Linked DNA regions of Homo sapiens: regions 1 and 2 are each linked to region 3. Evidence: chromatin loops called from intact Hi-C (ENCODE). Cell type or tissue: Caco-2. All regions are shown on one strand.

Region 1 (2,500 bases), 88 kb after region 3:
TTTTTGTGTGTGTGTCTTAAGGCCACAGAAAGCGAGGCTGGTGATATGGACCTGAGTGGGTTGCCAGAAACAGCAGTGGATTCCGAAGACGACGACGATGAAGAAGACATTGAGAGAGCATCAGATCCTCTGATGAGCAGGGACATTGTGAGAGACTGCCTAGAGAAGGACCCAATTGACCGGACAGATGATGACATTGGTAAGCTTGAACAGGAAAATGAATCTACGAGCAATTAAAAAGATTTAGTGGCAAAATTGTCTGATGAAATAGAGCCCAAGACTAGTAGGCTTTAAAAACTCATTAATTTATTAATTTCCTTTGTATAAACAGTAGTATTTGTTGGACAAAAATTGGAAAAAATCAGGTTTACTCAGTCTTACCTTCAGGAGTCTACAAATAATAATGTGAATGAAACTTCTTAGTAAACCCTTTCCACATAAACCCTTTCTTAAGCTTAGTTTATGACAAAAAAAAAAAAAGTTAAAATGAGCCTTTCAAGCAGTATTACTTCTATTAATTTTCTCGTGAGCACTGTTTTTATTAAGCTCATGTTTTCTGTATGTAAACATAAAGGCAGTTGGTAAAATTGTCACAGTGATTTGCTTCTACTCTGGTTTTGTGTGAAGACGCAAGTGGGTGGAAGGAGACAGCAAAATGTCAGGTTAGTGGCATATAGGCTGTGTGATGGTTGAGACTTTTTTTCTGTCTTTCTTTTGCTGTTTTTGTCCTTTTTTTTTTTTAATTTTTATTTTATGTTCAGGAGTACAAGTGCAGGTCTGTTACATAGGAAAACCTGTGTCATGGGGGTTTGTTGTATAGATTATTTCATCACCCAGGTTTTAAGCCTAGTACCCTGTAGGGACCAGCCCCACAGGGTCGGTGGGTCTCTCCCCATGTGCAGAGACGAGAGAGTGTAGAAATAAAGACACAAGACAAAGAGATAAAAGAAAAGGCATTTAGGCCCGGGGACCACTACCACCAAGTTGCGGAAACCGGTAGTGGCCCCGAATGCCAGGCTGCACTGGTATTTATTGGATACAAAACAAAGGGGCAGGATAAGGAGTGTGAGTCATCTCCAATGATAGGTAAGGCCACTTGGGTCACGTGTCCACTGGACAGGGGGCCCTTCCCTGCCTAGCAGCCGAGGCAGAGAGAGAGAGGAGACAAAGAGAAAGACAGCTAATGCCATTATTTCTGCATATCAGAGACTTTTAGTACTTTCACTAATTTACTGCTGCGATCTAGAAGGCAGAGCCAGGTGTACAGGATGGAACATGAAGACGGACTAGGAGCGTGACCACTGAAGCACAGGATCACAGGGAGATGGTTAGGCCTCCGGATAACTGCGGGCGAGCCTGACTAATGTCAGGCCCTCCACAAGAGGTGGAGGAGCAGAGTCTTCTCTAAACTCCCCCTGGGGAAGGGAGACTCCCTTTCCCGGTCTGCTAAGTAGCCGGTGTTTTTCCATGACACTGAGGCTACCGCTAGACCATGGTCCGCCTGGCAACGGGCATCTTCCCAGATGCTGACGTTACTGCTAGACCAAGGAGCCCTCTGGTGGCCCTGTCTGGGCGTAACAGAAGGCTCGCACTCTTGTCTTCTGGTCACTCCTCACTATGTCCCCTCAGCTCCTATCTCTGTATGGCCTGGTTTTTCCTAGGTTATGATTATAGAACGAGGATTATTATAATATTGGAATAAAGAGTAAGTACTACTAACTAATGATTAATGATTTTATATATAATCATGTCTATAACCTAGATCTAGTATAACTATTCTTGTTTTATATTTTATTATACTGGAACAGCTCATGTCCTCGGTCTCTTGCCTCGGCACCTGGGTGGCTTGCTGCCCACAGTACCCATTGGTAATTTTTCCTGAACTTCCACCTCCTCCCACCCTCTAACCTTCCGAAAGGCCCCAGTGTGTGTTGTTCCCCTCTGTGTGTTCATGTGTTCTCATCATTTAGCTCCCACTTACAGGTAAAAACATGTAGTATTTGGTTTTCTGTTCCTCTGTTAGTTTGCTAAGGATAATGGCCTCCAACTCCATCCATGTCCCTGCAAAGGACATGATCTTGTTCTTTTTATGGCTGTATTGTATTCCATGGTGTATATTTACCACATTTTCTTTATCCATTCTATCATTGATGGGAATTTAGGTTGATTCCATGTCTTTGCTGTTATGAATTGTGCTGCAATGACTTTAAGTGTACCCAGAGGTTAAAAATTTAAGTAGCTTTATATCCACCTTTCCATCATAGCAAGAGTTGGTTGTGTAGTAATTGTTTTGGATTTGAGTATGCCTCCCAGACTCTGCCTTGTTTCTTCGAACACTGGAAATGAGAGCAACTTCCGTTGAGAGTCATCCTTCCACGAGATTTCCAGGGTCCATAGCCACCCTTGCCTGAGCCTTGCTTGTCTGTTGTACCACTCCCCCAACTCTTGGGCCAATACATATTTGAAGGGCAATTAAATGAACTGAATCTGTTGGAATTGA
Region 2 (2,500 bases), 55 kb after region 3:
AACCCCAGCTACTCGGGAGGCTGAGGCAGGAGAATCGCTTGAACCCAGGAGGCGGAGGTTGCAATGAGCTGAGATCATGCCATTGCACTCTAGCCTGGGCAACAAGAGTGCAACTTGATTTCAAAAAAAAAAAAAAAAAAAGAAAAGGAAAAGGAAAATTGTTAATAGTTACAGTAATAATTAAAATTATTTTATTAAGTGCTCTGTGTGTGTTTGTGTGTGTGATTTTCTTTAGTCATCTTACAATATTAGGAGCAAAATGGGGTTCTGCTCCTCATTCTATAGATGAAAACTTGAGGTTTAAATGAGAAAACTGGAGTTCATGTCATCAGAATCTTTTTGCAAACTGTAAAGCTTATGTGAATGCCAGTTATTGTTGTTAGATTGTAATGCTCGAGTCATTCCTATGTGGGTTGGAACCCAACTCTTCTCTGTAGCTGTGTGACAGTAGGCAGATTGCTTCAATGTTCAGAACCATTTTTCCTGATCTGTCAAATACTGTTAATGATGCATACTTCATAGGTTTTTGCAGGAATTACATATCTGGCACATGGCCTGACACACGGTGGCATCCATGAATTTGACTCCTGCTTTTTCAGCTAGGATATTTTCATTTTCTTGATTTTTAAATAGAATGTTGATGGTGATTCAGAGATTTATTTTTCTTTATTTGATTTTAACTTCATAGAACATGATTTTCTGTTGGACATCTTAGCTTAATTACGATTTAAGATCCTTTATTAACTACTCTTTACACATTGATGCTGGTTTGCAAAATAGCTCATAAAAGATCATAATTGATATGAAAAATTTCTATTATTTTTTCCCTAAGTACTTCAATTTTTTCCCACTTATTAAGTGATTTTGTGCAAGTCGAGCTGCTTAGTAAGACCTGTCTTTGTAGTCATTTCGTGTGTGTGTGTTTGCAAGGAGGTATTTTTAGATAGTTTAGCTGAACAGCAATCTGACGTCTTTAGAGGAGACATCAGTTCATTATGTGGATACAAATTCTATGCTTTCGGCTTTTATACACCAAGTCTTAATTTAAATCTGTTTTTCTTGCCTTTTCTAACGAAAGAGACTACATCATGGTATGTATTCTATTTCTTCCTAAGGCTTGCCTTTCTGGTTAACCTTTGCTTAAGAAATGATCAAGGTAGAAATGTCTTTATTTGCTCACAACTTAATATAGATTATAGAAGCATGGGATTTGGGGCTGTATTTAAATATGCCATTATACATTATGCTATACAGTGTTTTTCTATTGCAATGTGATTCAAGGATTTAAAATAGTCATTATGGGGCTCATAAATGCTGCGTTCTTTTAAGAAGAAGAATGTAAAGGCCAGGATGTGGGAGTTCTATACTTCCTATAACTGCACATACTGCTGTATCTGTTAAAAAAAATGCCTTTTTCTTTGTGAAAGATAATTTAATGTTGAGTATGTAAGAGGAGCATGGTTATTTGCTTTCTTACTGCTCTAAATACAGTGTTTATAGGAAGTTATAATATCTTCTTTTATCTGGTTCTCCTCACCCTTTTCAAAATACTGGGAAAACAAGCTCTTAAGGCTTAAGCAAATTCATGTTAGTTGTTTGTGACCCTGATCTCAAAAGAGATAATACCTTTGGTTAATGATATACATAGTACCTTTGGTTAATGATAAACGTCGAATTTTTTTTTCTAATTTTACTACAGCTAATGTTGAGAAACTATTCATATAGAACTTTAAAAGATTTTTAAAAAATAATTTTCCAATGTGTTCTTTATTTCTTTTCCAAAATTTAAGTTATATCTACTACATGTCGAAATGTCAAAGCTTGAGTGAAAACTTTTGTTATTGGTTCAGATGTGTTATCTGCATGGTGTGAAGCATCCAGGATTTAAAGCATGGTTTTTAGTTTTCAGTTTAGTTATTTGATAATGTGTGAATTCACTAGAATTTTAGAGATATTTTAATTATTACAATGGAATTTCTCATATTTTATCTTATATCATAAACATGAATCATTATCAGAGAGAAATGAATTATCTAATGCCAAAGAAAGATGCATCTTAGAGTGTCAGGTTAATAATGGGCATCTGTATGAAGATGTGGAGATCTTTTATTCTTCAAGAAGAAAGCAAATAAGTTTTTTAATATATTGAAGGATCAAACAAGATATTTTTATAGTATGAAAAACAGAAAGAGGAAATCCTAAAGCCAGGACATTTTTTTAAAAAAACCCTTTCTTGTTCTTAAAAATTAGTGGTGTTATGTAACCATTTAAGTATTTAGCTGAAGCCTGATATTAAGTGACTCAGATTCCTAGCTTCTTAATGATGCGTCTTTACAGTGAAATTCAAGCAGTTGCCAGATTCTTAAGCCATGAGTTCATTCTCCACCCCCCTCCCCAAATTTGCATGCAGTAAAAACTGAGAATCTGTGCCAAAAGAGGTGTTAGCACTGAAATTCTTACATGCTAAATGTAACATTTGATTTTAGGCTGTTTCACAGTG
Region 3 (2,500 bases):
CAGTCTTTCACTTACAGAACAAGTATGGGCTCATGAGAAAAGTCCACATTTAATTCAGATGAATTAAATCAATTGCCATTTTATTACTTGATATCTTTGTAAAAGATTATATATGTGTACGAGTTTATGCTTTTCCTTTCTTGCACATGTGTTCTTTTAACTTCTAAGAATTATGAATACAGTATTTTTCAAGTGACCTGAATTTTTGTTGAGGTTCAGTCTTACAAAGAAATACTTACCATTTCAACTTCTCTTGTGGTATGTGCCAAATTTTGGGCAGGTTAGTGGCTAGGTTTTGATGCCATTAACATAGAGCTTTAAAGAATATCAGATGTTTAGTTCTGATTCTTGAAATCTTGTTTGATTCTTGAGATCAGTTCAGGTTCTTACTTGCTTAGGGCCAATCTGAATCATTCATTATATTCATCTGCCATTTTTCTCATTAATATGTTACATAGATCTGTTTGGTTATTTCTTAATGTAATTGTTTATTTTGCTTCTTGAATGAATTTTATAAAAAATAAGGTCATTTGAAGATAAGATATTAGAGCTAAGCTTCCTTGTCTATACAACTCATACACGGCCAGCTTTGCACAATGAAATGGTGAACGTTTAACAAAAGTATATTGGATGGGCATGTGTCTACATGCTGAAAAGAAAAGCTGTTATGGACCATAACTTTTATACAAACTGATCAGCTGCCATCTGTGTACAAAGCACTGTGATCAGCAGAGACCTGTTTGTGCCACTGTGTAGACTGATAGCAGCAGATTAATTTAGCTGAGCTGTTCTCTAGCAGTTTGGTCACGAGGACATAGACACTACCAAAGTGTAGTCATCACACCACTGATCTTTGCTGGTTTAGATTGTGGCAAGAGAGAAAAACTGCTTGCTCTCTTCACCCCAATACAGCTGAGGTAAGAGCCACCTTTTTTTTCTCTTGAAGGGAAAAATGACAGCAAAAGCAGCCTCTTTTACCTTTTCCCATGCTGTTTTGATTTAAATTTATTCTAGTATTTTCCATGGTAATCCCTCAGGCCAGGTATACAGTTCAGCATCTCTTTGGCGGAGAGCAACTAGTTTGTAGTACAGCTTGGGTAAATTTTAATAACAAAATTGTATTGCCAGCACAAAGCATTTGACCTTGAAGACTCAGAGGAGAGCAGACATTGCAGATTTCCCTACTTGCCCTCGACTTACAAGAGAGTAGATAATGAATTAATAGAAATTGATAAAGAGTGTCTGTCAGGCAGCCGCTGAGGTCATGAGGCTGGTATGCGAAAAGAGTGCCCATACAACATGCGAAACACATAGCTGCAGCCAGGAGAGGTGGGTGGGTCATTGAAGCAGGAAATTAGCCGTCAGATGGAATGTTGGCCTCTGTACAAGCTACGCCGCGCGCGTGGACTCACTGGGAGAAAACACGGGGAAATGGGGAGTGCTCAGTGCTGCAGAGAAAAGAGCTCCTATAGAAGGTGACAGCACTGTTGGTGTTAGTGGTTCTTCAAAGATACTGAAGACAGTGCAGGTTAGAATTTTTTTTAAAGGAATTAAAATGTTAGTAGCTTAAGTATCGAATGTTTAGTGCTTGTTAAATAGACAACAAACTACTGAGGAATGAACGGGGGAATAGCACAGCTATAAGGCCTTCGTATTGTATAATAATTTTTATCTTGTACTCTATTTTTATAAGCAGAGATGAAATGTTGAGATTCACTGTGCAGAGGAGCAAACTTCTGTTAATTTTATGTGGGGTGATGATTGTTAGAATGTTTGTAAGTGAGCCTTGAAGGAAATTTAGAGATATATAGTGTGTATTCAGTTTTCCCAATACTTCTGAAATAGAAGCCGGTTAAAGTCCATGCTTTAGAAGCAGTTCGCAATTTACACACACACATGTAAATTATATATGTACTTGGTGTATGTGTGTGTGTGATTTTTAACATAGCTGTTACTTTTTTGCTTCTTAAACTAATGAGTCAACTTATTAAGAAAAGATTACATGTATTTTATGGAAAGTCAATCCACTTTCCTTTTATACTTATATTAAAATTTATTCTTATATATGTTACTAATTTTTGAGAATGGAATTGATGGCATCAGCAGTTACTTGTTAGCTTTTCCTCCCTAATTTAATTGCCACTCTGCTGTCTGAAGACAATGTTATGTGATTGTTTTTTTGTAAGTCCTAAACAAATCAATTGGTTTTGATTTAGGAACATCAGTCCAGTCAGTTACTTAGATTTTTTTAAGGAAGAAAATAAAATGTAGTAACTGCCTATCATTTTCTGGAAACAGGGGTGTGAAAAAATTGATGTATTGGAGTATTATGTTTTTAATCATTTTGTAAATTAGGATTGCCCACCAGTATATCTGCTTGACTCCTGTGTATTCCCTTGCTGGGTGTAGGCTGACTTGAATAAGTTTACATTCCGATACTGAGAATTGCATTCCACTGGGTAGTTCTGACGTACAAGAAGAATGTGGAGGCCCATACAAA

What was found. Hi-C counts contacts between places; a loop is a spot of excess contacts. Peaks named below come from ENCODE experiments on the same cell type or tissue, not always from the same donor. Only the 100,000 strongest peaks of a DNase experiment are listed, where the experiment ranks them.
Region 1: a loop joins it to region 3, with 2.3 times the contacts of the local background. A loop is called at or near these places in 6 of 110 quality-filtered maps.
Region 2: a loop joins it to region 3, with 2.4 times the contacts of the local background. A loop is called at or near these places in 8 of 110 quality-filtered maps.

Annotation. Positions count from the first base shown.
Region 1 is chr4:159,314,570-159,317,069 of GRCh38, forward strand. It overlaps RAPGEF2 (Rap guanine nucleotide exchange factor 2), which reads left to right. Exons shown (of 30, transcript NM_001394067.2): 9 at 22-199. Among named protein-coding and RNA genes, the nearest start is that of MIR3688-1, 190 kb to the left of the region's middle. RefSeq lists an enhancer at 1,348-1,642. In Caco-2, a CTCF peak has its summit at 1,563 (motif pointing left); a DNase peak (open chromatin) is centred at 1,532.
Region 2 is chr4:159,281,550-159,284,049 of GRCh38, forward strand. All of the region lies in intron 7 of RAPGEF2 (Rap guanine nucleotide exchange factor 2), which reads left to right. Among named protein-coding and RNA genes, the nearest start is that of MIR3688-1, 150 kb to the left of the region's middle. In Caco-2, no CTCF peak of the experiment used is centred here; no DNase peak of the experiment used is centred here.
Region 3 is chr4:159,226,830-159,229,329 of GRCh38, forward strand. The region is part of intron 4 of RAPGEF2 (Rap guanine nucleotide exchange factor 2); the gene reads left to right. Among named protein-coding and RNA genes, the nearest start is that of MIR3688-1, 99 kb to the left of the region's middle. In Caco-2, no CTCF peak of the experiment used is centred here; a DNase peak (open chromatin) is centred at 1,352; H3K4me3 peaks cover 883 bases.